2 separate regions of the Homo sapiens genome follow, and region 1 is linked to region 2. Evidence: chromatin loops called from intact Hi-C (ENCODE). Cell type or tissue: natural killer cell. All regions are shown on one strand. Links, peaks and the distances in the headings refer to the core of each region. The heading gives the core; the rest is flanking DNA. Region 1 overlaps SAMD3 (sterile alpha motif domain containing 3). Region 2 overlaps L3MBTL3 (L3MBTL histone methyl-lysine binding protein 3).

What was found. Peaks named below come from ENCODE experiments on the same cell type or tissue, not always from the same donor. Only the 100,000 strongest peaks of a DNase experiment are listed, where the experiment ranks them.
Region 1: it touches region 2 in a loop (4-fold over the local background); 8 of 110 quality-filtered maps call a loop at or near these places.

What each region holds. Positions count from the first base shown.
Region 1 is chr6:130,206,799-130,221,867 of GRCh38, forward strand. It overlaps SAMD3 (sterile alpha motif domain containing 3), which reads right to left. Exons shown (of 12, transcript NM_001017373.4): 2 at 9,773-9,818; 3 at 8,397-8,496; 4 at 7,539-7,728; 5 at 2,697-2,810. The coding sequence starts at 8,475. Among named protein-coding and RNA genes, the nearest start is that of SAMD3, 8.6 kb to the right of the region's middle. In natural killer cell, for the core only: no CTCF peak of the experiment used is centred there; DNase peaks (open chromatin) are centred at 8,893, 10,003 and 11,533; H3K4me3 peaks cover 4,265 bases; H3K27ac peaks cover 4,434 bases.
Region 2 is chr6:130,123,722-130,139,899 of GRCh38, forward strand. L3MBTL3 (L3MBTL histone methyl-lysine binding protein 3) reads left to right here. Exons shown (of 23, transcript NM_032438.4): 21 at 9,731-9,900; 22 at 10,122-10,184; 23 at 15,889-16,178. The coding sequence ends at 16,032. Among named protein-coding and RNA genes, the nearest start is that of SAMD3, 91 kb to the right of the region's middle. RefSeq lists an enhancer at 14,849-15,118. In natural killer cell, for the core only: no CTCF peak of the experiment used is centred there; DNase peaks (open chromatin) are centred at 8,710, 9,360 and 11,040; H3K4me3 peaks cover 293 bases; H3K27ac peaks cover 3,547 bases.

The sequences.
Region 1 (15,069 bases), core at 5,075-13,074, 83 kb after region 2:
GCCAGCTGCTATGAAGAATGTGAGATGCCATTAAGTGTGGGGCTGGTCCTTTGATGAGCCATGTGAAAACAATTGGAATAATAACCCTGCCTAGCCAGTATCACAGGAGCATGATGAGGACAAAATGTCAGAGGGCTTAGAAAGGAGAAAAGAGAGCTTGGGCAACACAACTAGATCTCATTTCTACAAATCATTAAAAAATTAGCTGGGCCTGGTAGTGCACACCTGTGGGCTCAGCTACTCCAAAGGCTAAGGCGGGAGGATTTCCGGAGCCTGGAAAATCAAGGCTGCAGTGAGCCCTGATTGCATCACTGCACTCCAGCCTGGGTGATAGAGAGATGGTGATAGACCCCATCTCATCAAAAAAAAAAAAAGAAAAAAAAGAAAAAGAAAAAAAAAGACCTACAGGTATAGAAGGTTGCATCCTCATCTGCTGTGTCAAGTAGGCAGAGAAAAGACACCCTAAGGAAAGTAGGAATACCTCCAGGAGCAGGGCTGGAGAAATGGCTGTACACCGAGTGCCCTCTGTGTGCTTCCACTCTGCTTGGAACTTGGCAAGCATTATCTATTCTTAATGCTCAAAACAACACCATGAGAAAGTATCATTATTATTTCCATTTTGCAGATGAGGATACAGAGACAGAGTGCTACTAGGGTAGGTAGCACTGGGGCTAATCACTGTTCACCCCAACTCTACCCACACTTCCACAGTTATAGACATGTGGACTGGCTGCATTTAGCAGCTTCGTGTTGGAAGGGGTAGTTGAGAGCTCATGGCTTACTACATGCACCTGGAGCCAATCACGGGAAAGCTCTAGGAATCAACCAGCACCCATGAGTGGGAAGGAGGGGAAAGAAGCCACCTTACAAATGAATTTCCACTTTCTGAATCATAGTTCAATCCAGGAAGACCAAGGCAATGGATTTTGCACCTACGACATAGCCTTCCACCTTCTTGGTTGCCACCCCAAACAAGAGTCAGTGGGCCCTAACACTGGGAGATCTTGAGGCACTGAGGCTGTGGGGCTAGAGGTGAGGTCCAAGGTTGAAGAGAGGGAAAAAGAGCGGAGAGGAGAGCCCAGAGCCAAAGCCCATTTGCAGGAGCTCCTCATCAAAGGGGCTGCTCTTCTCTGCACTCATAGGGCTGCTGGGGCCTTGCAGGCCTGAATCCAAGGCTGTTGCCCTCAGTCCCCTGAGCTCTCACGCTGAGGGTGGCTAGGTCCTGTGCTGAGGCAACAACAGTCCACTTGGAAAAAATAGCTAGAAATCCTTTGACTGCTCTAAATCTCGGTTGTACTCATTTACAAAAAGGAGAGAATAATGCCCACCTTGCAGTACTGCTCTGTGGGCAAAATGAGCTGATAGTGTAAAGGGGTTGTGAAAACTGAAGGACCACATCCTTGCTTGGCTATTACCCGATTATTCTTTGTGTGCAAGGTGACAGTCTCTCTTTTCAATGAACTACGTTTAAGGCATTGCATTTGCTTGTTAGTGACTGGAGACAATATGTAATATGAGTTATGGATGCACGGATTGCCTGGGTGGGACGGCCGTGAAATGCTGTAGGACAGGGGTTCTTAACCCTCAGGACACAGACTGGTTCATGGCCTGTTAGGAAACAAGCCACACAGCAGGAGGTGAGCAGCGGGTGAGCGAGCAAGGTTTCATCTGTATTTATAGCCACACCCCATCACTGGCATTACCACCTGAGCTCCGCCTCCTGAGAGATCAGTGGCAGCATTAGATTCTCATAGGAGCACAAACCCTACTGTGAACTGTGCATGTGAAGGATCTAGGTTGAGCACTCCTTATGAGAATCTAATGCCTGATGATCTGTCACTGTCTTCCATCACCCCCAGATGGGACTGTCTAGTTGCAGAAAAATAAGCTCAGGGCCCTCACTGATTCTACATTATGGTGAGTTGTATAATTATTTTATTATATATTAGAATATAATAATAGAAATAAAGTGTGCAATAAATGGAATGTGCTTGACTCATCCTAAATCCATCCCCCTGACCCCTGTCCTTGGAAAAATTGTCTTCCATGAAATCAGTCCATGGTGTCAAAAAGGTTGGGAACCGCTATTCTAGGGGATGCCGTGACCTCCGTATCATATCTTACCTATGACCATCTCAGCACCAAATCCTACATGTGGTTCTCTAAGTCTACAGTTTTTCCTTTGTTTAGTTGTAATCCATATATTGAAATATACATTACGTAAAACCCAGTGTAGGAACATAGAGAAAATGTTTACCAAAATAACTGGAATATAAAGCAAATGCTTACCTGCCTCTATCGGGAGAGTCAAGTTAAAGCAACAACTACAAAATTCAAAACAAAAACTCCACCAAGGGATATTCTATAGAACATTATTCATTGAATAAATTCCATCTTTGTGACTGCTGCCAATCACCTTGAAGATTTTATGACAGAGAAATCCTCTTTTTTCTTAAAAATGTATACTTGAAAGATGTATACTATCATTCTAAAACTTCACTTTTCCAATACAAAAACCAGAAAATTTAATCTTCATCTTTTACCAAGTATCTTTATCGCTGGATAAAAATATATTCCCTTCCAGGAAAACAAAAAGTTTCAAATTAGAAATACATCTAAACATATGAAACCTTATCAAAAAGAAATAGAGAAGAATGTTATTTGGCTTTAAACTGTCTTAAAGTTGGTACCCCCACCTCTGTTTCAATACTCTTTGGTCAATTAGTCCATTATCAAGGTTTTCAGCTGGATAGAAAGATGGCATCTGCTCCCCATGCCTGGCTGGACTGGAGGACTCTTCATCCCTGTAACTAAGAAAGAAGAGGTGGGTCAGGCACTATTCAAGAGGTGATATGACCATTGATCTCACAGCAGCTCTGAAGGTAGCACCAGCCCAGAGTAAACATCATGGTCTGTGTCCACTTCCCAGTTCCACGTTAGACTCATGACTAAGAGAATGGAAAGAAGGCCCCTCTGGCGTCATCTAATTCAGTGGTTCCTATGTGCCAGGAGGCAGACTGATGCCTGTTCATAATGCTGTTTTCACCAGTCTATCCTATTTTTAAATGGCATTAAGACAATACCTTCCTTTATGAAATGATGGTGATCGTAGAATGTATCTTTTTTAGCTAATATTCTTGTTTGGCAAAATTAAATAGTAAACTCTGCCAGATCCCTACTCTGCTCTCTGCCATTTTGGGAGACATTTTATTATCTGTGAAACCTCAGGATCTTAGAAACATACTCTGCTAGCTCCCTTATTTTCCAAGTAATGCAACTGAAGCCTAGAAGGCAGAGCAACTCCTGGTGAGCTACTCAGTAGCAGTGCCAGGATTTGAACTCAGTTTTGCACCTTCCTGACCAATGATTTTCTACCAGTTTCAACAAGAACAACAACAAAAAGCAACTGCAAATATGCCTAACTATTTCATATCCCCATCATTTGCTGAGGTATCAACAGGATGCTAAATATCCTGCCCAGATGTTGCCTACACATCCTTTTCAAAATAACATGCCAGGCCAGGTGTGGTGGCTCAACATCTGTAATCCCAGCATTTTGGGAGGCTGAGGCAGGTGGATCACCTGAGGTCAGGAGTTTGAGGCCAGCCTGGCCAACATGACAAAACCCTGTCTTTACTGAAAACACAAAAATTAGCTGGACATGGTGGCAGGTGCCTGTAATCTCAGCTACTTGGGAGACTGAGGCAGGAGAATCACTTGAACCTGGGAGGCAGAGGTTGCAGTGAGCTGAAATCATGCCATTGCACTCCAGCCTGGGCGACAAGAGAGAAACTCCATCAAAAAAAAAAAAAAAGGTCAGGTATAAACCAAAAATAAAATTCTAAGGCCCCCAACCATTTGAATGGACCCCTCCTCTCAGCTAAAGGCATTCCAAAATTAACCTGAAAAACTAATTCAGGCCATGATGGGAAGGGAAGGTTGAACATGCCTCATTATACCCTCCTCCCTTTTAGAATTGAGGAAAAGGTGACCAGCATTAACATCAACACAGACCTTAAGTCTAATAAGAAACATTTATGGGCAAGGCATGGTAGCTCACACCTGTAATCCCAGCACTTTGGGAGGCTGAGGCAGGTGGATCACGCGGTCAGGAGATTAAGACCATCCTGGCTAATATGATGAAACCCTGTCTCTACTAAAAATACAAAAAATTAGCTGGGCATGGTGGCATGTGCCTATAGTCCCAGCTACTCAGGAGGCTGAGGCAGGAGAATTGCTTGAACCTGGGAGGCAGAGGTTGCAGTGAGCCGAGACAGCACCACTGTATTCCAGCCTGGGTGACAAAGCCAGACTCCATCTCAAACAAAAAAGAGAAACATTTATGATCTATTCTCTCTGAAGCCTGCTACCTGGAGGCTTCATCTGCATGAGAAAACCTTAGTCGCCACAACCCCTTATCATAACCCAGACATTCCTTTCTATTGATAATAATTCTTTCAATCAATTGCCAATCAGAATTTTTTTTTTTTTTTTTTTTTTTCTGAGACAGAGTCTCACTCTGTCACCTAGGCTGGAGTGCAGTGGTATGATCTTGGCTCACTGCAACCTCTGCCTCCCAGGTTCAAGCAATTCTCCTGCCTCAGCCTCCTGAGTAGCTGGGATTACAGGCACCCGCCACCAGGTCTGGCTAATTTTTGTATTTTTAGTAGAGATGGGGTTTCACCATGTTGGTCAGGCTGGTCTCAAACTCCTGACCTCAAGTGATCTGCCCGCCTTGGCCTCCCAAAGTGCTGGCATTACAGGCATAACCCACCACGCCGAGCTGCCAATCAGAAAAATTTAAAATCTACCTGTGACCTGGAAGCCCCAGCTTTGAGTTGTCCTGCCCTTCCAGTTCAAACCAATGTAAATCTTACGCTGATTGATGTCTTATGTCTCCGTAAAATGTATAAAAGCAAGCTGTACCTGACTACATTGGGCACATGTCATCAGGACCTCCTGAAGCTGTGTCATGGACGGGTCCTTAACCTTGGCAAAATAAACTTTCTAAATTGATTGAGACCTGTCTCAGAGACTTTTGGGTTCACACAGGCAATCACTAGCCATTAAAGGGAATCTGTACTCAAATGGAAACCTATCTGCTGTCTCAGATCTAGAATGCCATCACAGACTCTTTAGAACGGACCTAAAGTATCACTTATTCTACCTACTTCATTTTACAGTTGAAGAAGCTAAAACTAAAAGGGGTCAGACAAATCTCCAAGGCTAGTTGAGGGGCTAATATCATAAGAGGGGGTTAAAATCAGATGTCTTGATAGCTAGCTTCAGGGTTCTTCTGTACACCAAGTTTCCTATCTTTTTTAAACACTCTCTAAGGGGGTTTAATTAAACAGCATATTCTCATGCCTCTTTCTACTATCATTCTCACTTGATGATTGTCAAGTGACAACATATAATAAATATATTTGACAATAAGCAAATACAACCAACAAGAATTTTAATCAAATATAAAGCAATAAGTATTCTCTTCTCACATGCAATTGTAATTCTGCACCAGAATAATTTAATCTAAATACAAGATAAACAAATCCCTAAGGTGAGTCAGCTGCTTATGGGTACAGTGCAAAGTCCCCACTCATAAATCCCCAGACAAAGAGTGGTCCCAGTCTTGGCCATGTTTGAAACTAGTTAACCCAGTTAACAAAGTTTCATACTTAACACAGGACTATTTCAGTCTAGGAGAAAAAGGACAGATTTGCTCAAAGACTGTGATACTCCTAACATCAGTGTGAATTAAAGAGGAGGTAAGTACCATATTACTTTTCACAACGTACGGATGAAGAAACAAGAATGCCAACATTTAATATAATCAATCCAAGTCAGTAGTAGAACCAGGAAGGAAGCCCAGGTTTCCTGGCAGTCCAGCTAGTTCTCTTTTACTTGAGAACATTATAAACTGATTTGCAGTGGAAACAAGACTGCCTGTTTTCTTCTAAGCTGTGCCTAAGGCAATTTCAAGATTCCACTCAATGGAAGGGAACTTCCAGCTCAAATGTCCTACTCATCCCAAAATGCAAGGAAATTACTTTGATCTCTCTTTCAGGTTCCTACCCTTCCTTTGCTGGGAAGGAGTAAAAGCTTGCAATGGGAACTTCATCAAAAGTTACATGTTCAAGAGCGTCCTTTTTTACATAGATATGCCAAAACAATGTTTAGAAATCCTTCAAATAAATTGGTTAGGGGCCGGGCAAAGCAGCTCTTGCCTGTAATCCCAGCGCTTTAGGAGGCTGAGGTGGGAGGATGGCTTGAGGCCAGGAGTTGGAGACCAGCCTGGGCAACACAGTGAAACCACCATTTGTTTAAAAAATAAAAATAAACATAAAAATAAATTAGCCAGTCATGGTGTTGAGTGCCTGTAATCCCAACTGCTTGGGAGGCGGAAGCAGGAGGATTGCTTGAGCCCAGGAATTCGAAGCTGCCGTGAGCTATGATCCTGCCACAGCACTCCAGCCTGGGGGTCAGACTGAGACCCATCTCTAAAAAAAACAAAAAGCTTTTTTTTTTTTAAAAAAAATCAATTAGTAGAATTTCCATTCCAGCTCTATACCATCCCTTCAAGGCTACCTATTCCCCTCCATGTCCCAAATATTCAAATATTCTAGGAATAAACTTGCTTATGTCAGGTCCCTACCATTATATTATTTATCAAGGAGAAAGAGAAATCTCTATTATTACCACTCTAATCTCAAAAAATTAACGTAAAAACATAGATTTTATCAATCATCAAAATCATTAAAATTTATTTAATCTTAGAAACCCTTCAAAAAAATCTTGAAAATGGAAAAATCAAATCAGAATGGCTGAAATGATCCCAGGGCATAGATGGATGTGTAAAATGAAATTTTTAATCTTATAAATCCTGTTATCATTTCTTTTCATTGCAGAAGTCAGTGATTAAAAAACAAACAAATAAAACCGTCCCCAAACTTCAGAGCTTTTATCTGCCACCACTAATGTTTCTACATAATTTTTTGGGGTGTTTCATAGTGTTCATTACTATAAGGACACTCTTAAAAAATTAGAATACTCATGTGACAATAACGTGTTTAGCAAATTACATCGTAAAGGCATCTAGAGAAGACTATAAATTCATTACTCTAAGAAATCCTAGGAAAATAAATAAATAGATTAATAAATAAATAGTTTTGGGAAAAGCAAAGAAGCAATCAAGATGCCTTTCCCAAACCCTGATTTTAAAACCAGAGCTTCAGGATCCCCTTTCTCCTTGTGTTACATACCTATTTCACCTGCTTGTTCCACAGCATTTTATATAGAAACTCCTTGCTAATAGGACATCCCTAATGATTGGAATCCATGTTTAAAAAATGGTGAATAAAAACGTTTCTTGATTCTTAAAATTTTACAGTGTCCTTTGCTCAAATATTAGAAATACCGTACATACAATCTAGCTGAAAACGGTCACAGTTTTCCAAGGGCTTTAAACCCAAACGTCACGCTCTAGCCATCATTGGGAAAGCTTGGGAAAAAAAAATAAGGCCATTTATGAACATACTCACTCTCGAGCTGCTTCTGTTTGCATGACCAGGGCTGCCTTTTTGGGGTTTTCTGGGGACTTCAGTCCTTGAGTGTTCTGCTTGTATTTTTTAATTAAATCCATCAGAACAGCCTGGTGCCCAATTTTCTTTACCAGTTGCTGAACCATCCGATCATTAAGTGCAAGAAGAGCGGCCCCACTTACTTCTTCCTCTGGGAAAAAGAAAAAAAATTAGTTTCTACATGACTTTCCGGCAAAACACAGGCATTCTGAAGAGGCAAAATTACCTCTAGTGATAAAAGGATCATCTAAACTTGTCCCCTGACATTATAAATTTATCCATATTTTTGACAAAGATAAAACTCCAATGTTGCATAATTCCAAATCAATGCCTGCTCCTAAGAAAGTACCAGAACATGGAATCACAATAAAAACTTATTATTTCTACATTAACACCCTTCTCATTCTAATTCTCTCTAACTGGTATTGTTTTTATAAGGAAAAAAAACTTAGGAAATTATTCTTCGTAATAGCTCCTAGCCAGTATTCAACTTTATAAACCCAACACTACACAAAATACATACTGTATTACTTAAGAACAAAAGCAATATTAAATGCATATATCAAATATGTATTTTAAGTGACCCGTAAGACTTTTTTATTTGAGTTCTTAAAATATTATATTCTCTTGTGGATGTTACTTTCAAGTGGAAACTCTGCTACAGTCCATAAAGAAATGAAAAGTTCTCTACTGCAGCAACCCCACATCCACATTGACATGCACACAGACATTTGGCAACAAAAGTAATTTTCAGTAACAGAGGACACCAGAATATCTAGGCTGCTCAATTAAAATTTTTGGAAAGCATAAACAACTCACCTTGAAATCTATGAACTAGCTCTCCTAAATTTTTCTCCACCAACCAACTGCAGACCTGCTCAACTGACCAGGTTTCCATTGCTGTCTCCTGTAAATACACCTGTAGAGCAAAAGGTCAGAGAATTCTCCAGCTTTTCTTTCTGATTGTGCCTTAATTTTTTTTTTAACAGTCAGCCGCTTCCTTTGCTAGACTCCTTTATCTTCTCAATGTTAAGCTTTTTTAAAATTACTATTTTTACAATGTACATTTAAAAATTGCTAACAAAACACACACTCACTTTAAAAATAAGACCTGATTTAAACCTATTTCCTAGCATCCCATTTCTCAAATTTCTTCACCTTCTCCTACTTTTTTTCCACAGGCATCTCTAAGCTTTACTAACAGACAGCCAGGGACATACAATGGTACCCAATCCTGTACCATTAACACCCAGGTTTCTTCACAAAGAAAAGAAAGGTGTGAAATTCACCACTACCAGGCTCCTCAGGAAGTGGTTGACATTTACAGAAGGGGTGGGCAGGAGAGGAAGGGAGGAAGGATCAGATAAAAGCCTGACAGAGATACTTAGTAAACTGGTTAACCCCTTAGTAGACTGGTTAACCCCTTGCTTCTCCTGGCTAGGAGAAGGAGATTGTAACTTGCTGCTTCTCATTGTTTTCCGTTAGCAAGAAGAGGAAGTAGGACCCACATTTCTCTGGAGAATCTGAATGTTTCTGTCCTTCCTTCCAATACTATTCTTACATACCCCTCTGAGTTCTAGAACTTTTTTGGACACTGTTATGATTGGTAAGATAACTAGGATAAACTACCACACTGACTGAAAACTTTTTACTTAATTGGGCAGATTCAAAATTGGAAAGTAATTATTTATGTTAATAATTATCGTGAAAGAAGCGTAGGCAAGTTTGCAAGATATATTCTTTAACTATTTCAGTTATTTTTGTATGCCACTTGTCTGCAACCACTTAGAAAACTTAAAACTATTTCCCTAAGGAAGCTTATTCCTTGTTTTTGTAATTCAATCCAAAGGACCTCTGATGGACTTGGAGAGGGGTGGGGTGGAGGGGGGGATTGAAATAAATTTAAAACGTTTTAACCTTTTATCTTTACTTGGCAATTTCAAATCTTAATCTAAATGATATAGATTTACTTGCAAATTAAGATACTGACTATTCTGTAAAGACCAAGGAAAAAGCTACTCTTGGAGAAATGGAATCATAAGGAAAGATTAAAATGGTTATCAGTCGTGAATTTAAATTTTATTGATGGAAGTTTTAAATGGAACTATTGTTGTATTTCTCATTTTTGTATATTTAAAGAAGTTACAATTACCAACATCATAGTTAGAATAGTGGAAAAGGGGAAACATGTTTACCTTGCATATGTGACAAGCTGGAAAGATAGTCTTCAAGAATCATTTCCTAGAAAACAAGTAGACTTCAAAGTATTAAGCCCCATAATCATAAGTGTTCACAAACACCAACTTGAAAAATTGAAAACAAGGGTTAAATATAGAAGAACATCTTTCTGAATTTCAGCAGTGGATTTAATTTGCTATGACAAACAGTAGCCACAGAACCCCTCCCCTAGGCTAAGCAGCAATAGCAGGGTGTGAAAAGTCATTATTTGCGAGACTCTGGTGTAAATTAAAAATCACACCTTTCTATCACACTTCTGGCTTCCTTGCGAAGATTAGGACTTAGGGAAAAAATAGAAAATAGAGAAAAAATAAAAGAATTCTCTAAACTCGAAGATAAAAAGGTAAGCAGAGCAGAAGATACTGCCTTGTAGTCATCGATGGATAAAAGGAAATTTGAAAATAAAATGAGTACTTGGAAATGATCATGTATTTTTAAATTTGCAGATTTTTACCACAATTCTACTTCTGGGAAAAACAAAACAGGTTAAATTATAACATCATACAAACATAATAAAATAAAAAAGCATATAGTTTTTGCCTAGTAGCTTTTCTGGAGAGTTAATAAAACAATATCACTGGCTAGACAACGTAACATCTTTGAGTAGTAACTTTACAACTTCTTCTCACATAAATAATGGATATATTATTTATGATCTTCTACACCATGAAGGCATAAACTATATATCAAATGAGAAAAGATATATCTGGTAGCTTTATTCTGAGCTTCAGAAACATACGAAAATATTTCAAAATGTGAAGGCAAGCATTATCTCTAAATAGTTGAATAGTGGTATCATTTTTAAGAAGAATTAATAATACATTATGTATGAATGCTCCTGACAAACCATTATCATTATTTGATTGAATTATAAATCAAGAAAATAAATTTGTATTAAATATTAAAGGGCTTCATTTAACTAAAGCCAAGAAGAGGTAAGACTTCAGCTAAAGCAGCCTAAATATGGGCAAGCTTTATTTAATAAATTTGTTAAAACTACAAAGGAAGATAATAGGGTCACCTGCTGTGAACGTGATTTATAATCTTCAAGGGACAATCTAACATATAAAACATCATATAAAACATACAAAACATTCGACCACAAAAGAGCACTTTTTAAGAAAATATGAAAACTTTTTGTCATCTTTCTTTCTATTTGCATTTTTCGCTTTATTCCTCTGAAGTCCAAAAGCTGAGACAACAAAAGATTCCTAAAAGTTTTGCTGGCGGCATATGCCCACTCCTGGATCAATACCTCATTCTGCCCTGAGAAAAAGTATCTCCTACCGTGGCTGAACTTGAAGGGACAAACAATTTATCACAAATCAGTTCCAGGCCTGGCGTGTAAAAAAGAAGGAAAATTGAGGTACAAAAATAAGGATGTGGCTGTCACATGAAACAATGTCTGGGCAATTCTCTTGGGTAGCAGCCTCGCTACCATGGGAGGTGATAGTGTTGTAGGACTCTCTCTTTAGTTCAGCTAAGAGCTGGGTTCTTGTCACACTGCCATGAAATATTAGGCTCACAGACACTTTGAAGGGTCAGAAGAATGGAATTTATTGGGCAAAAAGGAAAGAAAGGGGAAACAGTGGCTCTCAGCAGAGCGAGGGTCCTGCTAGTATATGCTTCTCGCCTCACAGATTGAATTCCAAGTTCCCACACCAGAATAAGAAGGGCCAGTTCCTCCTCGCTGCAAACCGTGTGAACTTCCGTGGCTCCACCCCATTCTCTCAGTGCGCAGGCTGTCGGAGGCTCTCCGGGGACCTGTTTATACTCAGGTGTCTCAATAGCAGCATGGTGTTCCAATGGAACATAACATCTCATCCACTATGGCCTGATGATATTCTTCCAACCATCACCAGACCACATGAAATAAAAACTGAAATATTCAACTCAAATAATTTGCAGATGTTAGTCACCAAGACGTTTACTGCCTAGATAGATAGCCCAAAGTGGGGTGGATGATGATATACTAAAGAAGTTAGAAGCCTTACTAAGAAGATAAGATACATAGATAAGCAGAATATGATATACAGCCAATCATGGTGGATGCTTTAGAAAGCACTCTGGGGCTGGATTTTCCCACAGTGTCCTGGAAGCGAATGGATCTTGATTTGGAATCTAAATAATGGACATAGTTTAGATAGCAAAGAAGCTGGAGAAAGCAGGATCAATATAATGAACTCAAAGTAAAAAAAACCAGAAAAAAACGAGTCATGTTTTGGAACCTCAGGGAGGACCGTGCTGCTTGGAATAGGAACCACATGGTAGGCAACCACAGGAGACAGGGTCTGAAGATCGCAGAAAGGCTTAGAATGTTAAGAGTTTATAGATATGCTTAAGCTTGGGAGAGTCATTGAACTGAGAGTATGTTCCATGCTTTGGAAAGATTATTTAGGCAGCTGAGTCAAATAAATGACAGAAAAGCATTCTTTCTTGAAGCAAATTGTGTATGAGATGGAAGGGCTTAGCCTTTACTAAACATCCATATGTGCACCAGTTTTCCTTCGTTTTAGGAAACATAGATATTTATATTAATCTTTTAAACATTTAAGGAACAAAACTATTAATTTTTTTCATACATCACGGTCTGAAAGGGAGTGACATCTACAAAGCTAGCAGACAGCAAACAGGTGAAACACACCAAAAGGGGCTGTCTCTATACGTTATGCTAAACGATATGAAACAGCCATTTTTTTTAAATTACAGGGATTTATTTTTTTTTAATTTTTATTTTCATAGGTTATTGGGGAACAAGTGGTGTTTGGTTACCTGCATAAGTTCTTTAGTGGTGATTTGTGAGATTTTGGTGCACACATCACTGGAGCACACATTACTGCACCCAATTTGTAGTCTTTTATCTCTCACCCTTTTCCCCACTTTTTCCCGAGTCCTCAAAGTCCATTGTGTCATTCCTATGCCTTTTCATCCTCATAGCTTAGCTCCCACTTATGAATGAGAACATATGATATTTGGTTTTCCATTCCTGAGTCACTTCATTTAGAATAATAGTCTCCAATCTCATCCAGGTCACTGCGAATGCCATTAATTCATTCCTTTTTATGGTTGAGTAGTATTCTATCGTATATATACCACAGTTTCTTTATCCACTTGTTGATTGATGGGGTTTGGGGTTGGTTCCACATTTTTGCAATTGAGAATTGTGCTGAAACAGCCGTTTTTGCACATACAAGAATTCAAGATCAGTAATTTCCTATGGCTTAAGTTATTAAAATCTTACTTTTATAAAAATTAGTGTCTCCATTGGTTCTTTTTATCTAGCAAGACTTATCAGAGTTGTCTGTAATTCACAACACCTCCAATAAATTTGAAGGAAAAAGTGGTGAGCACAGTCATAGTAACTTAAATTTCATATGTTTACATTTTTTTCTTTTTCTATTTTTTTGAGATGGAGTCTCGCTCTGTCATCCAGACTGGAGTGCAGTGGCACTATCTCGGCTCATTGCAACCTCCACCTCCCGGATTCAAGCCATTCTTTTGCCTCAGCCTCCTGAGTAGCTGGGATTACAGACGCGTGCCACCATGCCAGGCTAATTTTTGTATATTTAGTGGAAATGGGGTTTCACCATGTTGGCCAGGTTGGTCTCGAACTGCTGAGCTTGTGATCCACCTGCCTCGGCCCCCCAGAGTGCTGGGATTACAGGTGTGAGCCACTAGCCTGGCCAATTTTTACATTTTCAAAGAAACTAAAGAGCCACTTATCTGGGAGGTTTAGTTAAATTAATGAACAAAAATAGCAATGAGCCAGAGTCCCAGAACTTTGGAACTTTTGAGTCACAAACACCCTAGTGTTTTGGCCTTTGAGTCAAACTTATGGTTTATCCCTGCTTCTGCCTCGTTGACAGCCAAAGCTTATGGTTCAGCAACACAGATTACAGTCCTGCCAGAGATGGTAACTGTGAACTGTGCTATTGAATTTTATGAAAAGCTGGATGTGTGACTGAGAAGTCTTGATAGTTTGAAGATGTCATTTCCCTCAGAATTAATTTATAAATTCCAATTAATATACATACGTGGTTATATGTTTTACTTACTATGAGGCTAGTTTTCATGTGGAAGAATAAATAGGTAAAAAGAACGAAAAATGCTTGACAAAAGGACTTGCACTTCCAGATGTTAAAAAATGTTATGCTATTAACAGCATGGTACTGGAGGAAAAGAGAACAGATATTGAAACAGAATAGAAACTTAGAAACAGAAACATTCATATGGAAGTACTGAAAATATCTTTTTTTTTTTTTGACAGTCTCGCTCTGTTGCCCAGGCTGGAGTGCAGTGGCACGATCTCGGCTCACTGCAAGCTCCGCCTCCCGGGTTCATGCCATTCTCCTGCCTCAACCTCCCGAGTAGCTGGGACTACGGGTGCCCACCACCACGCCCAGCTAATTTTTTTGTGTTTTTAGTAGAGACGGGGTTTCACTGTGTTAGCCAGGATGGTCTCGATCTCCTGACCTTGTGATCTGCCCACCTTGGCCTCCCAAAGTGCTGGGATTACAGGCATGAGCCACCACGCCCAGCCAGTGAAAAGATCTTTAAAATTGGTGACAAAGAAGGGATTAGTCAATATATTTTGTTGGGATAATGCCTCATAACACCTACACAATAAATTCCTCAGATAAGTTAAATATGTAAATATGAAAAATTAAAAAGAGTTTAAAATAATCTAAGATTACATAATAAAAATAAAATATTGATAGATTTGACTAAAAAGGAAAAACGCATGTGTACACATATATATCACAGTGGACCCTTGAACGACACAGGGGTTGGGACGCTGACTCTGCTATGCAGTTGAAAATTTGCAAGTAACTTTTGACTACCCCCAAACTTAACTACTAATAGCCTACTATTGATCAGAATCTTAACTGATAACATAGACAATTAACACATATTTTGTATGTTATATATATTATATACAGTACTGTTACAATAAAATGAGTTAGAGGAAAGAAAATGTTATTAAGCAAATAACAAGGAAGAGAAAACATTTACTATTTATTACATGGAAGTGGATCATCATAAAGATCTTCATACTCGTCGTCTTGCAGTGAGTAGGCTGAGGAGGAGGAGGAGGAAGAGGAGAGTTGGTCTTGCTGTCTCAGGGGTGGCAGAGGCAGAAGAAAATCTGCATGTAAGTGGACCTGAGAGGTTCCAACACATGTTGTTCAAGGGTCAACTCTATAATCCATAAAACCAACTAAAAAATTAATACACCAATAGAAAAAAATAGGAA
Region 2 (16,178 bases), core at 5,209-13,208:
AAAGAGATTTGGATAGCACTTTGTCCGGTACTGGATAGCACCATCCAGTAGTTTACTGGTTGTCTTCACCTAAAATCCAGGGAGCTTTGGTCCGAAACCAAGGCTTATAGTATCTGAAGACGTTTCTCAGTGACACTGGGGACCTCTCGGAGCCTAGTCAGTGGGTTTCCTCCTGCCTCTCAGTTCTTAATAGAGCCCTGGCTGAGTGCCTTATATGGGGTTCCCTGGAAACAGACCCCGAGAGTGTTTTGTGCAAAAGGTTTGTTAGTGAGTATTCTTGGGAGCAACAACAGTGAGAGAGCAAAAGAAGCAGGATTGGGCAGACGGAGAAGCTGAGCTGTGATGTAGTTATAGCAGAGGCCTTAGCCCATCCCACAAGTTGTGCAGGTGGCGGTTCGGAGTTATCCCAAATTCAGGCAAGGGAACCAGGCTTTTGTATCTCTAAATTGACCAATCCTCGGATGTTTGCTGGGAGGGGCACATGTTCTCGGGCAAGGAAGCTCCCTTTGGCTTTGGACAGTTCCGGGAGAGGGAGGCAGCTTTGAGCATCTGCATTCCACAGGGAGAATGAAGCCCTGGTTCTGAAGGGCGCAAAGAATGGCCCACCACAGATTCACTATATTCAGCCAGATGTTTGGTCTGTTTTTCTTTGAGGGAAAATCAGACAAAACAAAAGAAACAAACCAAAATATCCCTTTATGTGAGATTAGGCCACCTAAATTCAGTCTACTCTCTTGGTTTTGAAAATGAACCTGGCTCTTAAATTCTGCCTTCTTTTGTGATGTTTTGCCTGGGAAGTCATGAGCCTTTTTGATTTTTTGATTCAGTCTTCTTAAATCCAGAAAGCTTCCTTAAGTTATAGTTTTGATTATTATTAATACTTCTGCTTCATTTGTATCTTTCTTGAAGGTAATACCTATTCTTCTTGGGCTAGACCCAAGGAATGATATCAAAAATACTTAACAGGGGCCAGGTGTGGTGGCTCACGCCTATAATCCCAACACTTTGGGAGGCCGAGGCGGGTGGATCACCTGAGGTCAGGAGTTTGAGACCAGCCTGACCAACATGGAGAAACCCAGTCTTTACTAAAAATACGAAATCAGCCGGGCATGGTGGCTCATGGCTGTAATCCCAGCTACTCGGGAGGCTGAGGCAGGAGAATCACTTGAACCTGGGAGGTGGAGGTTGCAGTGAGCTGAGATCATGCCATTGCACTCCAGCCTGGGCAACAAGAGCGAAACTCCATCTCAAAAAAAAAAAAATAAAATAAAATACTTAACAGCTCATTTGGTAACCAACATGGCACAGGACAGTTAAACAGTCGTCTTAGTACTGGAGCGGGGTCCTGGAGGCTCCGTGCTGTAACAGAAGTTATGCTTAGATGCTGGATCTTGGGGAAGTCCCACAAGGGACTGACTACATGGTGGGGAGTAACTATTGCCAACCAATATGGAAGTATTTTAATATTTTAACAACTTTGGCATTTTGTGATGTTGTCAACATGTTTTTCAAGTTGAAATAGCTCACTCAGTCTCTCGTTCTGTCGAGTGTGCTATTTACTGCCTTTAACATGAATTTTAACAGCAGTGTCTCTTATTTTCCTGTGATTTCCTACATTGGCTTGTTCTCTTTTCATAGCCTATTTTTTGTTTTATAGAGTTTATTTCCCCTTGTGCATTGCTAACGTCATGAAACTCTTCTGTCTATAACTCAGTGCTCTTCTTCTGATGTTTTCTAGAACTTTTTATCAGAGGCCCCATGGTAATTGTTTTCTGTTTGATCATTTTTGCGTCCCGAGAAGTTTTCCCAAGGTCTTTTGTGAAGAACACTAAATGCTTAATGTTCCCATTTGAGTCCTGGCACAATTCCTCTTTCAAACCCAAGGCTGAAGGTCAGACAGATGTGCTCCATTCTGGAGCCCTCTAGTGAACCTACAGGTGCCCACCAGTGTTCATTCTCATTTCCATTCCTCCAGTGGCAGAAGCAGCCCTTTCAAACCTAGCCTGGCTGGGGTGGCCTGGGGTTGGGAGAGAATGCCCCTTGCAGTGTGGGTAGCATTTATTCTAGAGGAGACTTGAGAAACCACCCTAAGTTGCTTTACAATGTCAAGAGGATTTAAGACTCCGTAGGTCCATGAGGCCTGTTTTGAGTCTAGGAGCAAATTGATTTAAAAGACACGCATGCACACACACACACCCCTCTTAAAAAAGGATATTTCCCTCCCCCCCACCCATTTCTTCTGTTAATTGTGTTTAGTACAGTAGAGTATGTGTAATTATGAGCTTTTGGGGATGAATCCTGCTATGCTACTGAATTTGATCTTTGGGGACTTTAACTCAATACTTCCCTCCCTCGCTCCCTCCCTCCCTCCTTACCTCTTTCCCTCCCTCCCTCCCTCTCTTTTTTTGCTTCTGTCTTCTCTACCTGAATAAGTAGCTCATTCCTACCATTATGGAAGTCCCATTAGTAAAGAATTGAATAGTTTGACCTTCAAATTTAAATTGTTGTATTCCTGGGAAAGGTATGGTTTTGTTTTCCCTTCTGCAGCCACTCTCTCTCCTGGGTGGCTCATGTGTGGAGAGAACTGAATTCTACTTTATAACATGCCAGATTCTCACCTCCTTTTGTCTGGCACTTGCCCTCCTGGGTCAGCCTACCACATGATGGTTCTGTTGGGCCCTAATGGAAACAGTCTGGTAGGAAGCAGGTTCTTACCCTCCATGGTATTAGAGATGTCTCTTTCCACCAAAAGACCTCATATTTGGTTTAGGTAGTGTTCATTGAAGATTTATTGTCTTGTTTCTCCTGAAACACCAGAGGATGTTTATTTCAGGATCATCTTTATTTGAAAAGTCTTTTTACAAAGGTATTTTCTCTGCATCACTTTCTTCTACCCTAAGCCAAATCAGGAATTTTAATACCTGTACTCAACCAGAAATGAGAGGCATGTGAGCAGATTTGATTTGCAGATTTCTACTTTGGATAATGACATTATTATTTATTAAACTTCATTTCAAAAAAGTGTAGGGACAGAGGGTAAGCTTCCCCTCTGCCTTCTCTGAAGGTTCACTGAGATGACTGACAATAGATTAATAGGAGAAAGAGGCATACAGAATGTATTAATGTGCATAAACGTGGGAGTCCTGCAAATATGAGACTCAAGTCCAATGGTTGAAGCTTGTGACCCCTTTTCATAGAAGAAAGGAGAATGGGGGTGGGATTGGTATAGGCAGTTGTGAGGGGTAGTAAATAATTTTCAGGAGAAATGAATGAGCCCAAAGAACAATGGCCTGGGACAAAATTTCTCTGAGTTCTGTGGGAGGTTGCAGGCAGGTGAGGAGCAGAACTTCACTGTGAACAAATGTTGGTCTTACTATGTAGATAATGTCTCTTGGGTAATCTCTTGGAGCTGCCCTGAGAAGAATAGATGAAAAGTCTCTCTGAGCATGGTGATGACTTTTAGTGGTTAAATCTTTCTTGGCTATTTGATGAGACTTCTAAGTTGGCAATAGCATTTCTTTTGGAAAGAAGTTTTCTTAGTCAGATAAGGAAATTCTAGAGAACTTCTCTCTGCACGTGGGAAAGAAGGGAACAGAGAGACCAGGGCATGGGGGAAGGTCAAAGGGAGACCTTGCTTCTGAGGCTTACTTCTGAGGTCTTTCAGTTTCCTTTAATTCAGAGCATTTAGCATGCCAAAGCGCCACATTTTGGGTCATTGTCCTCTGTAGCCTAACAAAAGTCTGCAAGTATATGCTGTATTTATATAGCCTTCAAGTTTCTGATACAGTACAGTGCTGAATAAATAATTGCTGAATGAAGAACTTTCATATGGTAAACAATAGAGGCAGGCCTTTATCACTAAGAATCAACATTTAAAAAACATCCTTGTTTGCTGCTTTTTTAGAGGGATGAAATAATGAAGTCAAAGATCCACAAACTTATTTTTCTTACTATTACTCCCATCTATCATTTTCTTCTGATATTAACGAGACCCAGCGATTGATGTTGTTTTAATGATATAGTTCCACAAGTGCATTAAATTGCTTTCCAAGTCACCAAAGTGAGACTTCCATTTTTTTGTTTTTTTTAGTAACATTAAGTAGTTTATTTAATACCTGCTGCTAGTTTATATAACTTTTATTATCCAAATAATACGTTTATTATAGAACAATTAGCAAATACAGGGAAGCAAAATGGAGAAAATCAAAATTATGTGTAATTTTATACCATTTTCTGAATGTGGGGACCTACTTTTTTAGACTGTTTCTATCTGAAGTGTACAAAATACTTTGTAACCTGCAGTTTGCATAAGTATTTATACTTCTTGCAACATAATGTTAAATATTCTCTCTGTGGATGGATGTAGCATCACTTAACAAACCAATCCCCTACTGTTGGGTTATCTAGGCTAGTTATTTTGTATTTCTGACTGTTATAAATGTTTTTGCAGTAAACTTTAGTAGTGATTAGGGTTAGGGGGGTGTGTGTGTGTGTAATATAAAACACATAAAGTGGCTTATGTAAGGTAAAAGAGGCTTATTTCTCTTCCACATAAAGGAAGTACAGAGCTTGGTCCAGGATTTAAATGGTACTTAACAGTGTCAGGAAATCAGATTCCATTTATCTTGCTGCTCTGCCTTGCAGAGCACGTATTCCCAACACCATATCATGGTTAGAGGTGGTTGCTGGAAGGCTAGCCATTAAAGTACTATTCTACCCAGCAGGAAGGAGGGACATATTGGGGGAGTGGTGGTGGGTGTGCTGTCAGCCTTTAAGAGCACTTCCAAGTCCAATTAGCAGAACTCACAGGATGTTGTAGATTCCACTTCTGCTTATGTCCGTTAGTCATATGGCCACTTTTAGCTGAAAAGGAAGCTGGGGAATATAGTCTTCATCTCAGTACAGTTACATACGTACCAGAGACCCTCCACTGTAACTGACTTTGAGATGATTGTTAGCGTTCGTGCTTCATTATTTTCTTAAGATGAACTTCTAAACTTGGAATTGTGGAGTCAGTGGATGATAACTCAGAAGGAATCTTTTCCAGGTGAGAGAAAAGACTTTTGCCCAAAGCTGCTCCTTGGAGTGTTTTGTGGTTTCTTTAGCATACCAGTGCATGATGAAGATAAGAATGGGAGACATTCTTTTATCTCGCTGGAAGGTGCCATCCATCCGATCTATCCAGAGAGCATCTGCTGACCCTGTTGGAGGTGCACAGGTGCAGGGTCGGTAGAGGCACCTCTTACTGGGGCTTTGCCAGTGAATGTTTGAAATTTGAGTATAAAAGAGATCCTAACAGTACATTCCTTATACCGTGCAATATCTCATGGTGTGTAGGGCCAGGGATATTGGTGGTGCTGTGTTCTAAGACTGGAAGCTACTTTTCAGCTGGTCCTGTCTGACTTGTAGGTAGATTTGGATCTTCAAATTTGGCACACAAAAATCTTTTTATCTTTTTTTCAACAAAACATTGGTCTTTATGCCTCTTATTCATGACTAGAGGTCTTTAGTGTCTGTCTCTTTCTCATACATATGTATAGGCCTCACTGAGAAAATTTTTTAAAAGTAGTGATTATTTGATTAAACATTAGACTGAATAGATTAATTTGTTCATAAACATAATGAATATTATTATTTTTCTCTGCAGTATACTGTGTCCATTTTAATGTACTGTCACTTTTCTCTTAATTCTTATCTTTCCACTGTTGAGGATGACAGCTTTGGTTCTACAAATAAAATTTATCAGATTGTTGAATCAAGAATCAGGAAGGATGACCATTCCTTCCATATGGTAATTTTAGTTATTCGCAGTCAGCCTAAAATATTTTTTACTCACTGTGGAAGCACACAACCCGAAACCAAGTGGGGCAAGTGAGAAAAGAGTTTGATCACATACCTTTGGTCAATTTTCATCACAGAAAACTTCAGAAATATAGAAAACTTCTTAAAAATTTTCTTTTCCATGCATGTCAATGGTTTGAGAGGAGAGTGGTACGAAATAGGGTCCCAGGCAAAGGGAGGTGGCTGAAATGTCTTTAGAACACGAGGCTCTGTTTCCCGAGGCATACTGTGCACATTTAAACCTACTCTTCCTTACTCTTGGCACTGAACCACCTACTGGAGCCAGAGTCTATTTGCATTTATTTTAGCCTATGTCATAACATGTTAAAACAAAAACCTGGAGTCACTTTTCTTTGCAATTCAAGGAATGCAGTACAAATTTGCTCAAATGAAGCTGCTTTCTTTATTCCTTTTGGATTAAAATCATAGGAGGTGGCATGCTGTGTGGCAGATAACATCAGTTAGCGAGGAAGACTCAGCAAAAGGAAGGAAAGTCTTAATGCGAAGGAGGCAGAGTTGGTACTAGGATTGGAAGAGTATGTATATCTAGGCCTATTTATCGTATCAGGCTTAAAGACATGCAGAGGCAACCACAGACATAAGGGCTTTGGTGTTTTTAGTCATTTCCTTAGAATGGGTTAGTTATTTTTCTAAGGAACAATGTGCGGAACATTAGAAATGAATTGTGACTAATACAGCTTTTAGCAGAAAATAAAATGGAAGAGTAGGTCTGCAGTGATAGAATGAACAGTGCTGAGTGTTAATAGAACATAAACAGTAATAGGATAAAGACTATGGCTTTGGAAAAGACTAATTATATGGCATGCACTCAGGATACAAATTATAAAGTCAGCCCTATGGTATTACTGTAGTGTAGAATTGGAAATCTTACCATTTCATATAAAGCTGTCTTATAAAATATGTACAAATATTGTATTTCAAATAATAGCTAAGCTCTTTAGAATACCTGAGATTAAAAAGATGTTTTTAAGTTACTCCGTATTTTGCTACACAAAAATTCCTTAAATCTGGGCAATTCAAAAAGAAAAAGAGAATAAAAACAAACTTTCTGCTTTATGTATTTGGTTCATAATAGATATTCAATAAAATGGGATGAGGACCTGCACCTTTGAGGTTGATTGGATGAAATGTGGAAAGAGGGATAATGATGGCTTTTTAAAACATATTTGAAGATTTGAAATGTTTCATGTGGAGCAGACACTAGAATTTTTCTGTATAAGCTCAATGAGGTAGTACCAGAACCAGTGGGTGTCAACTCCAGTAAAATAGATTTTTGACTCAGCATAGTGACTTTCTAGCATTCAGAGCAATTCAAATTTTGGATTAGGCTAGTTTAAGAATAAACTTATTAGAAAACTGTAACAGAACAATAAGAAATAAATTTTTTAAAAATTTACCACTTATAACAGCCTCAGGAAACATCTGATACATAGGAATAAATTTAACAAAAGATGTGCAAGATCTCTACCTGAAAATGACAAAATATTAATGAGAGATATTAAAGAAGAGCCAAAGAAATTGAGGGATTTAGCTTCTTCATGGATTGGAAGACTCAATATTGTAAAGAAGTCATTTCTTAACCAAATTTATCTATTGGAAATTTGTCTAGTAGAAATAAGCCCTTTACAAAAGAGCCTCTCTATGTGGACAATAAACATAGGGAAAGATTATCATTAATCATGGAATGCATTTGTAACCATAATGTGATACCACTATACACCCACTAAACGGTTAAAAAGAAAAAGATAGACAATACCAAGCATTGGTGTGGAGGTGAAGCAATTGGAACTGTCATATGCTGTTGGTAGGTATTCTGCAGTTGTTTTGGAAAGCTGACAGGATTTACCAAAGCTTAATGTACACACATGCTGCGACCTCAGAGTTTCACTCTTTGGTATATGTGCAATGGAAACACATACGTACATTCAAGAAATTGTTACCAGGAAAGGGTCGCAGTCCAGACCCCAGGAGAGGATTCTTGGGTCTCGCGCAAGAAAGAATTTGGGGCAAGTCCAGAGAGTGAAGTGAGGATGCAAAAGTGTATTAGGAAAGGAAAGGAATAAAGAATGACTACTCCAAATGGTTGCCCATTTTTGTGGTTATTTCTTGATGATATGCTAAACAGGGGGTGGATTATTTGTGCCTCCCCTTTTTAGACTGTATAGGGTAACTTCCTGATGTTGACATGACAATTGTAAACTGTCCTGGCGCTGGTGAGAGTGTAGCAGTGAGGACGACCAGAGGTCACTTGGTTTTGGTGGGTTTTGTCTGGCTTCTTTACTGCAGTCTGTTTTATCAGCAAGGTCTTTATGACCTGTATCTTGTCCACATCTCCTAGCTCATCCTGTGACTTAGAATGCCTTAACCATCTGGGAATGCAGTTGTCTCAGACCCAGTAGGTATCAGCCTCATTTTACCCAGCTCCTGCTCAAGATGGAGTTGCTCTGGTTCAAACGCCTCTGACAAAATAATCTGTACAAGAATGTTTGTAATAGCACTGTTTGTAATAGCACCAAATTAAAAACAACTCAGATGCTCATTGTTCATGATCTCCAAATAAATTATAGAGTATTCACAGCCACAAAAACCATACAAGAAAGAGAAGGTAACTTCTACTACTCACAACAATGTGGATGAATCTCAGAAACATGCTGTTTAGAGAAAGAAGCCAGATACCCAAGTTTCCATTTTAAATACAATTCAAAAAAGGGTAAATGAATCTATGGTGTTAGTAGTCAAGGAAGTGGTCACCCTTGACAGATGAGGTGCGATTGGAAGGGTGTGCTGGCCACGTTTTGTTTTCAGTCAGGGTGTTGGTTACATGGGTGTGTTCACTTTGTGAAAATTCAGTGAACTTTACACTTAGTGATTTCTGTGTCTTTCTGTAGATCTTAGAGATATAAAAGCAAGGCTTTGTGATAGAATTGAGGTGTCCTTGTAACTGAGCTGGTGTGTGAGCAGAGAGGAAATGTATGGGAGGTGCCTTTCTTCTGAGGTGCTTTGAATACAGAGTTTTCAGAAAAGGTTTCTGTTCTAAAGGACCATAAGGAGACGACGATTGACAGCTCTAAGTCAAGCGTCCAGAGGACAAAAATCCTTTGCTAGAGAATGGCCGTTTTAGGAAAGCAGCCATAAAACTAGCTTTGGGTTCAGAAGCTCTAACATAAATAGAATATTCAGTAGGGTTTTTTTTTTTCTTTCAAGAGATGGGACCTTGTCTTGTTGCCCAGGCTACAGTAAGAATATTTAGTAGTTTTAATTTTGATCTGAACAAGTAAAAAATTACAAAAACATTTGCATTTCTGCTGTTTTATTTTTATTGCAATAATTTCATATCCCTGTCAAAAAATTGAATTGGCTATTTAAAAAATCAGTATGATTAGTAAATAAGAAGTTAAAAAACCAAACCAAGCCCTGAGACAAAAGGAGAGAGAAAGTATGCCAACTGTGAATACATGGTAAGCACAGGTGTTAGACGTGAGATGCAACTTGGCTGTTACCTTTACAACATCCAAAGCAGAAAGGGGAGCAAATAAACAACTTCCTAGAATAAGACTAACTTTCCTTCCCATTAAAACTTTGAGGCACGTTTCTTATCTGAAGCATTAAAGAGACAACGTTGAACAACATAATGAAGCATGTCTTTAGTAATGAGTGCTGTAGCAAATGATATCAGTTGAATTTACAGGTTGTTTTTTATAGTGACCTTCAGTAAAGACAAAGAAGAGCCTATTCAATAGTATAATGCTGAAAGGAACCAATGCTTTAACCACTCCCACCTCCAGTCTCGTTATCTGGGAGATGCACGGCATTTGGGGCTTTCTTGCTGCTTTCAGAGAGTGATTTCCCATTTGTTTTCATTGACCAGGTGCCCGGGAAGAACCCACCGTCCAGCAGGCACAGCGTCGGTCAGCTGTCTTTCTGTCCTTTAAGTCCCCAATTCCATGTCTGCCCTTGCGCTGGGAGCAGCAAAGCAAACTTCTTCCAACTGTCGCAGGAATCCCTGCCAGTAAAGTTTCCAAATGGAGCACAGACGAGGTATATTTTATTTTCTTTGCTGCCCGACACCAGATACAGGATTACTGGCTTAAGAGGTGTGGAACATTGAGCGTAGGTAGCGTTTAGTCTTTTTTTTTCTGAAAGAGAAGAAATTATTGTGAGAGAAATAACTAATGCATATGGGTTAAATGTTTTGAACCTGTAGCATTTAGATTCTGACTGTGTTTTTTAACTGGGAATTTTGATATTGCTTTTGACAGGTGTCAGAATTTATACAGAGCTTACCTGGGTGTGAAGAACATGGAAAGGTATTTAAAGATGAAGTAAGTATTCCACTAAATTGCAATATGTTACTTAATGGGATCAAAGCACTGAAATGCAGTGGAAGGTGAAATGTGTGGAATTGGCAGAGTCAAAAAGAGATGGGGTGTGTTGAAATTGACAAATTGATGTATACTAACAGGCAGTATGAATCAGTTGTATAAAAATGTCTTTGTATAAGATGAGATGCATAAGAATGTTTGTGAGTACCATTTTATGATACCCCACAGCAGTAACACTAGGCTCCTTATAAAAAGAAAACCCACAGAACTTAATAGCATGCATTTATATAGTTTATAGCACAGAGGAAGCCAAAGAAAGAAAGAAGCAACATTTTCTCTTTTTAATAAAGTGAAATTAGTTTCCATTATTTTATTTTCCAGTGTCATTCTAACAACACCATGATTGACTCCATTTGAGGTTTATAATAAGTAATATTAGCATTATGTCTAAAAAAATCCCTTAAGTCATATACATTCCTCAATAATGTTTATAATAAGATATTTATCACAGTCCACTTTTGGAAGATTATTTTATTAGTTGTTTTCAACTCCCTCTCCAAAACTTCAATATAAGGGGTGATTAAGAATGATATCACTTACAGTGAGCACTAGAATAAAAAGGAATCTGGTTTCTAACTTTTAATTCTGTAAGCGTACAGCAGGAGACCCTTTTCAGTAGAGACCTTTAAAAATAAGCCACTTGCCTGTCATCTCCTCCAAGCAAAGCAGTCAATTACCCCTCTGATTTTGGCTGTGTCTACTCCTGCCAGAAGGCAGAAAGTAGACTGAGTAATCTCAGAAGGTGCTCTCCAACATCTGCTGTCTACAGTTACACGCATACACAACTTGTTTGCCCCTATGTGTAAAGCTCAACTGTTAAGAACAGCACACTTTCCATTTCATTGCAGGAGTATAGACACAGCTAACAATCCAGCCACCAGTTGTCAGTGTTGTTATACTGTTAGGTATAATTTATGCGTTAGATGAAAGCTTGTTAAAATGCACAAGGATCTGATTTCCAACATCCTTTTTCTGATTTATGTTCTTATTGTGCAAAGGTTTTATTTTCTCTCTGTTTGATCTTTAATTGGCAGTTATTCAGATTTTCTTTCCCTAAGTCCTGAGTGTCTTCACTGATACTCTCAATTCATTTTCTGTTTTTTCCTTTTTTTTTTTTTTTTTTTTAAATCGAGATGGAGTCTTGCTCTTCTCTCCTGGGCTAGAGTGCTCACTGCAACCTCCGCCTCCTGGCAGAGGCGATTCTCCTGCCTCAGCCACCTGAGTAGCTGGGATTACAGGTGCCCGCCACCACGCTCGGCTAATTTTTTTTGTATTTTTAGTAGAGACTTGGTTTCACCGTGTTGGCCAGGCTGGTCTCGAACTCCTGACCTCAGGTGATCTGCCCACCTCGGCCTCCCAAAGTGCTGAGATTACAGACGTGAGCCACCGTGCCCAGCCTGAATTCATTCTGTATCGCTGAGCAGACTTAGAGCCACATAGGGAGCTGTTGGTCTGTCTTGGAAAATGTCATGTTGTCATTACCTTTGAAAATAATAAAGCATTTTTGAAAATAAATTTATAATGCATCTCTTTTATAACTTCTGTTTTTTTATTCTGTTGTTATCTAGATAATCCCTATAGGTTTGCTCTATTATTCAGTTTGAGTAAGATTCAAGTTTAAATTCAAAATGAGATGCTATTTTTTGAGTAATTTTTTTTATTCATGGCAGATTGTCTTTGGAGATGTTCCTCAGTTACCAAATATGCTCAAAGCTAGATCCTTTTCTGGAGGAGTGAGATAGTTAATATTCTCTGTCGATATGAATTATTCATTCATTTACTCCTTCATTCATTCATCTTGTGCACATTTGTTAAATTCCGACCATGAGTATGTTACTTTGTGTCATGCTCTTGTGAGAAGGATGATTCGAAAATAATGAAACCTAGTCCTTGTTCTCAAGTGTCTCACAAGGTCAGTGGGTTTGGGTTTTGAGTCCTACAAGTAAACCATAGTACAAATCTAACCGAAGTCTTATAAATCATCTTTAAAAGGCAAAGGACAAGTATTCAGATAGGCTGTTGTTGGAAATTATCCTTGACTTCTCTCTTACACATGCCACATCTCATCTGTTGAAAATCCTATTGGGTGTATCTTTGAAACATGTAAAACCCTTATCACCCTACTGCCACCACCACCCTGGTCTGCGCCACCATCCTCTCCCACTTGGATTAGTGCAGTAACCTCCAAACTCATTTTCCTGCTTCTGTTTTTGCTCCTCTACAGTCTATTCCCAGCACAGCCAAGGTTACCCTGCTGAAACATAAGTCAAACCATGTCACTCCTCTGTTCAGGTCCTTCCAATAGCTTCATCTCTCAATCAGAGTAAAAGCAGAAGTCCTTACAAGGGCCTGCAGTCTGACACCTCATTACCTCTCTTGCCCCCTGGCTTTTTGTTTACACTGCCCCTCACGAGTCTACGTGCTGGCCTCCTTGCTCTTCCTCTGATTGTCCAGGCTTGCTCCCGCTCCTCCTTCTGCACAGAACACTCTTCCTCCAGATGTTCATGTGGCTCACTTCTTCTGCTCAGATGCCAGCTTGCCAATTAGTCCTGCCCTGACTTTCTTACTTGAAATTGCCTCTTGTCACCACACATGCATCCCTGCTCCTGCTGCCCATTCATCTTCCTAGTCAGCTCTGTTTAATCATAGCACAAATCACCTTTTTTTTTTGAGACAGAGCCTCACTCTGTCGCCCAGGCTGGAGTGTAGTGGCACAATATTAGCTCACTGCAACCTCTGCCTCCCAGGTTCAAGCTATTCTCATGCTTCAGCCTCCCAAGTAGCTGGGACTGCAGGTGCGTGCCACCACACCCGGCTAATTTTTGTATTTTTAGTAGAGATGTGGTTTCACCATATTGGCCACACTGGTCTTGAACTCCTGACCTCAAGTGATCCACTGACTTCAGCCTCCCAAAGTGCTGCAATTACACTCATGAGCCGCTGCTCCTGGCCAACATGAGTCACTTTCTAACTTACTAATTAATTGGCTTACTTAGTATGTTTATTGGCTTATGGTCTGTCTACCACTTCTAGAATGTAAATTCCACAAAAAGTTTTTTGCTTGCTTGGTTTTATTTGTTTTATTCCCTGCTATATGTCTAAGCCCAAGAAGAGTGTTTGGAATATAATAGACATTCAGTATATTTTTGTTGAGTGAATACATTCATGCCTTTACACTCTGAGAAAGACTCACTCAGACAGAGCATGTCACTGTGGTTTCGAGTTAAGGCATTGGAAAAGAACAAATAGTGAATAGTGGAAAGGGCAGTGAAATGGAAGGCCAGAGCTCCTGAATTCCAAATCCCTCTCCTTTGTTTTAGGCCATTAGCAAGACACCTAATGTCTGGAATAATGGCATTGTATATGCATTGCAGAAGCTAACCGAAAAAAAAGTAAGCCTTGTAATACATTGCAGTGGTCACTGTTGTTCTTAGGATGTACTTTCCTGAATTAAGTTGACTTCCTTCCAATCAAGACTTGTTTGTATGGCCACATGTCAGAGCAACCTGTATGTAATAAAGAGTTTGGAAGTAGCCTCAAGATTTTTTTTCTTTCTAGTGTATGTAACCTTATAAATAACAACCTACCAAAATGTATCCTTACTGTCCCACTTTTAACTTCAAATCCCAGCCACTAAGTTCTCTGGATGTTTTTTTTTTTCATCAGTTACCTGTTGTGTTATACTCTTACATAGTTTCAGAAGGAGACTTGCTGTCTGCGCCAGGCCTTCAGTAGGGCCAAGGTTGTAATAAACCAGTCAGCCTTTGTAGTGGGCTCCTTGGGAATGTCAGTTGACATTTTCATTAATGACTTAGAAGACTTCTATAAGGCTGTCCATTGTACTAAGGTCTGCCTTGGTTGAGCGAAGTGTTAATAGATCTGCCTTTCTTCCTGACCTTGCTTTATCAGAGGACTGTCATAGCACAAGCAAATGAGAACAGACCAATGTTTCCAGAAAACAGGAGAACATTTCTCATACCTGCCGCTTAACGGTGCTACACTTGGAGATTAACACTGGAACGTCTTTCCTTCTAGTTTACAACAGCAGGATGTCTTTTTACTGAAATTAGCACACTTTTTCCACATAATTGTTACTTGAAGAAGTTGTGTAAGATGACTCCAGTTCTTACTGATGAAGCATTTAGGCAGTCTATATTTACAGGTCTTTCATTTTTAAAGGAGAGAGGAAAATCTTAAGAAGTAGCAATTTAATTATATCAGCCTTGTTTAGAGAACTGTTTGCAGAATTTAGAGTTGTCTTAGTTTGCTAGGGCCACCATAACAATGCCAACCACAAACGGGTGGCTTAAATGGCAGAAATGCATCGTCTCACAGTTCTAGAAGCTGAGAATCTGAAGAAGGCTAGAAGTCAGGGGGTTGGCAGGGTTGCTTCCTCCCGAGGGCTGTGAGGAAAGAATCTGTCCTGGGCCTCTCTCCTTGACTTGTAGATGTGACTTGTAGATGGTGGTCTCTCTTTGGGTCTTTACGTTGCCTTCCCTCTATATGTGTCTCTTTCTCCAGATCTCTCCTTTTTATGAGGATACCAGTCATAATTGGATTAGGCACCCACCCTACTCCAGTGTGACCTCATCTTAACCAGTTACCTCTGCACTGACCCTATTTCCAAATAAAAGTCACATTCTGAGGTACTGGGAGTCAGGACATCAATATACGAATTTTTGTGACAGGGACACCATTCAACCCATAACGGAGTGCGTTGCTGTCAAGGTTTCTGATGTTCTAAGGCAGAGAACAAAAGTGTGTTTTACTTTTTGTACAAGGTGGGAAAACTGAAAGGGAAACTTTTTTTTTTTAAGGTGATAGAAGAGCTGAAAGTCATAATGAAAGACTGTTTCTTTGCTCTGCCCAGTAAGCCAGACATCATTTTCATAGTATTTTATCTTTTAACCTAAAAGATGTGTTGTACCTTTGAACTTCTAGAGAATAGTAGCCTATTTTTCAGAAGCATAGACTTTTGTCTTAGAAGATGTCCAGAGAGAGGAAGGGTCTTTCTCATAGTTACCCTACCTGCGTATTAGAAGAACCACCTTAAAGTCAGTGACTCGTAACACCAGCCTCACATTCACTGTTTGATTGCCCCGTTAGTAAATGCTTTTCTTCTGTGTGTAAAGACTTAACTGTGGCCACACTAGAGATAAGTGTTATCTTTCTGATTTTCTTTTCTTCATGGTGGAAGGCTAATTCTGGAAAAAAAAAAAATGTTGCATGTAGCTGATATGTTTGCCTGAGTTATTTTATGTCCACAAACATTCATGTACCTGTTATCTCTTCTAATTTTAAAACCTGCCATGATAAAAACTAGACTTTGGGCATCCTGGATTTTTCCATATTCTTCTTAACTCTACAACTAATTCAGAGTAATCACAGGAAGATATGGGCACCTTCTGTTTTCCTTTGGCTGGTTTTTCAGGTGAATTAGTTTACTTTGTTCCCAGTCCACTTTGGGATGTGTCATTGTGGATAAGAAAGGTCCATATATCAAGAAATGTCATTGCACACGTGAACTTCTCTGTGCTTTTTTAGCATTGCTATGTAGAAGACAGCTGGTAATTTAACCTTGAATATTTTCTACAACACTGCATCTTGTTAATCCACATTCTGTTGTTTTTTTCCCCCATTTTAGCAAATTGATGGAGAAGCATTTCTACTTATGACTCAAACAGACATTGTTAAAATTATGAGCATTAAACTGGGCCCTGCTCTCAAAATTTTCAATTCCATCCTGATGTTCAAAGCTGCAGAGAAGAATTCTCACAATGAACTTTGAAGATGGTGAATTCTGAATACCATCAGCATTCTGCTTTAAAGCTCATGTTTTATTCAAAGCACAAGGACGGTTATAACTCCTAAGTGAGAAGTCTCCAAAACTCAAAAGAGCAACACTATCGGATTATTTATATTACTCAAGAGACA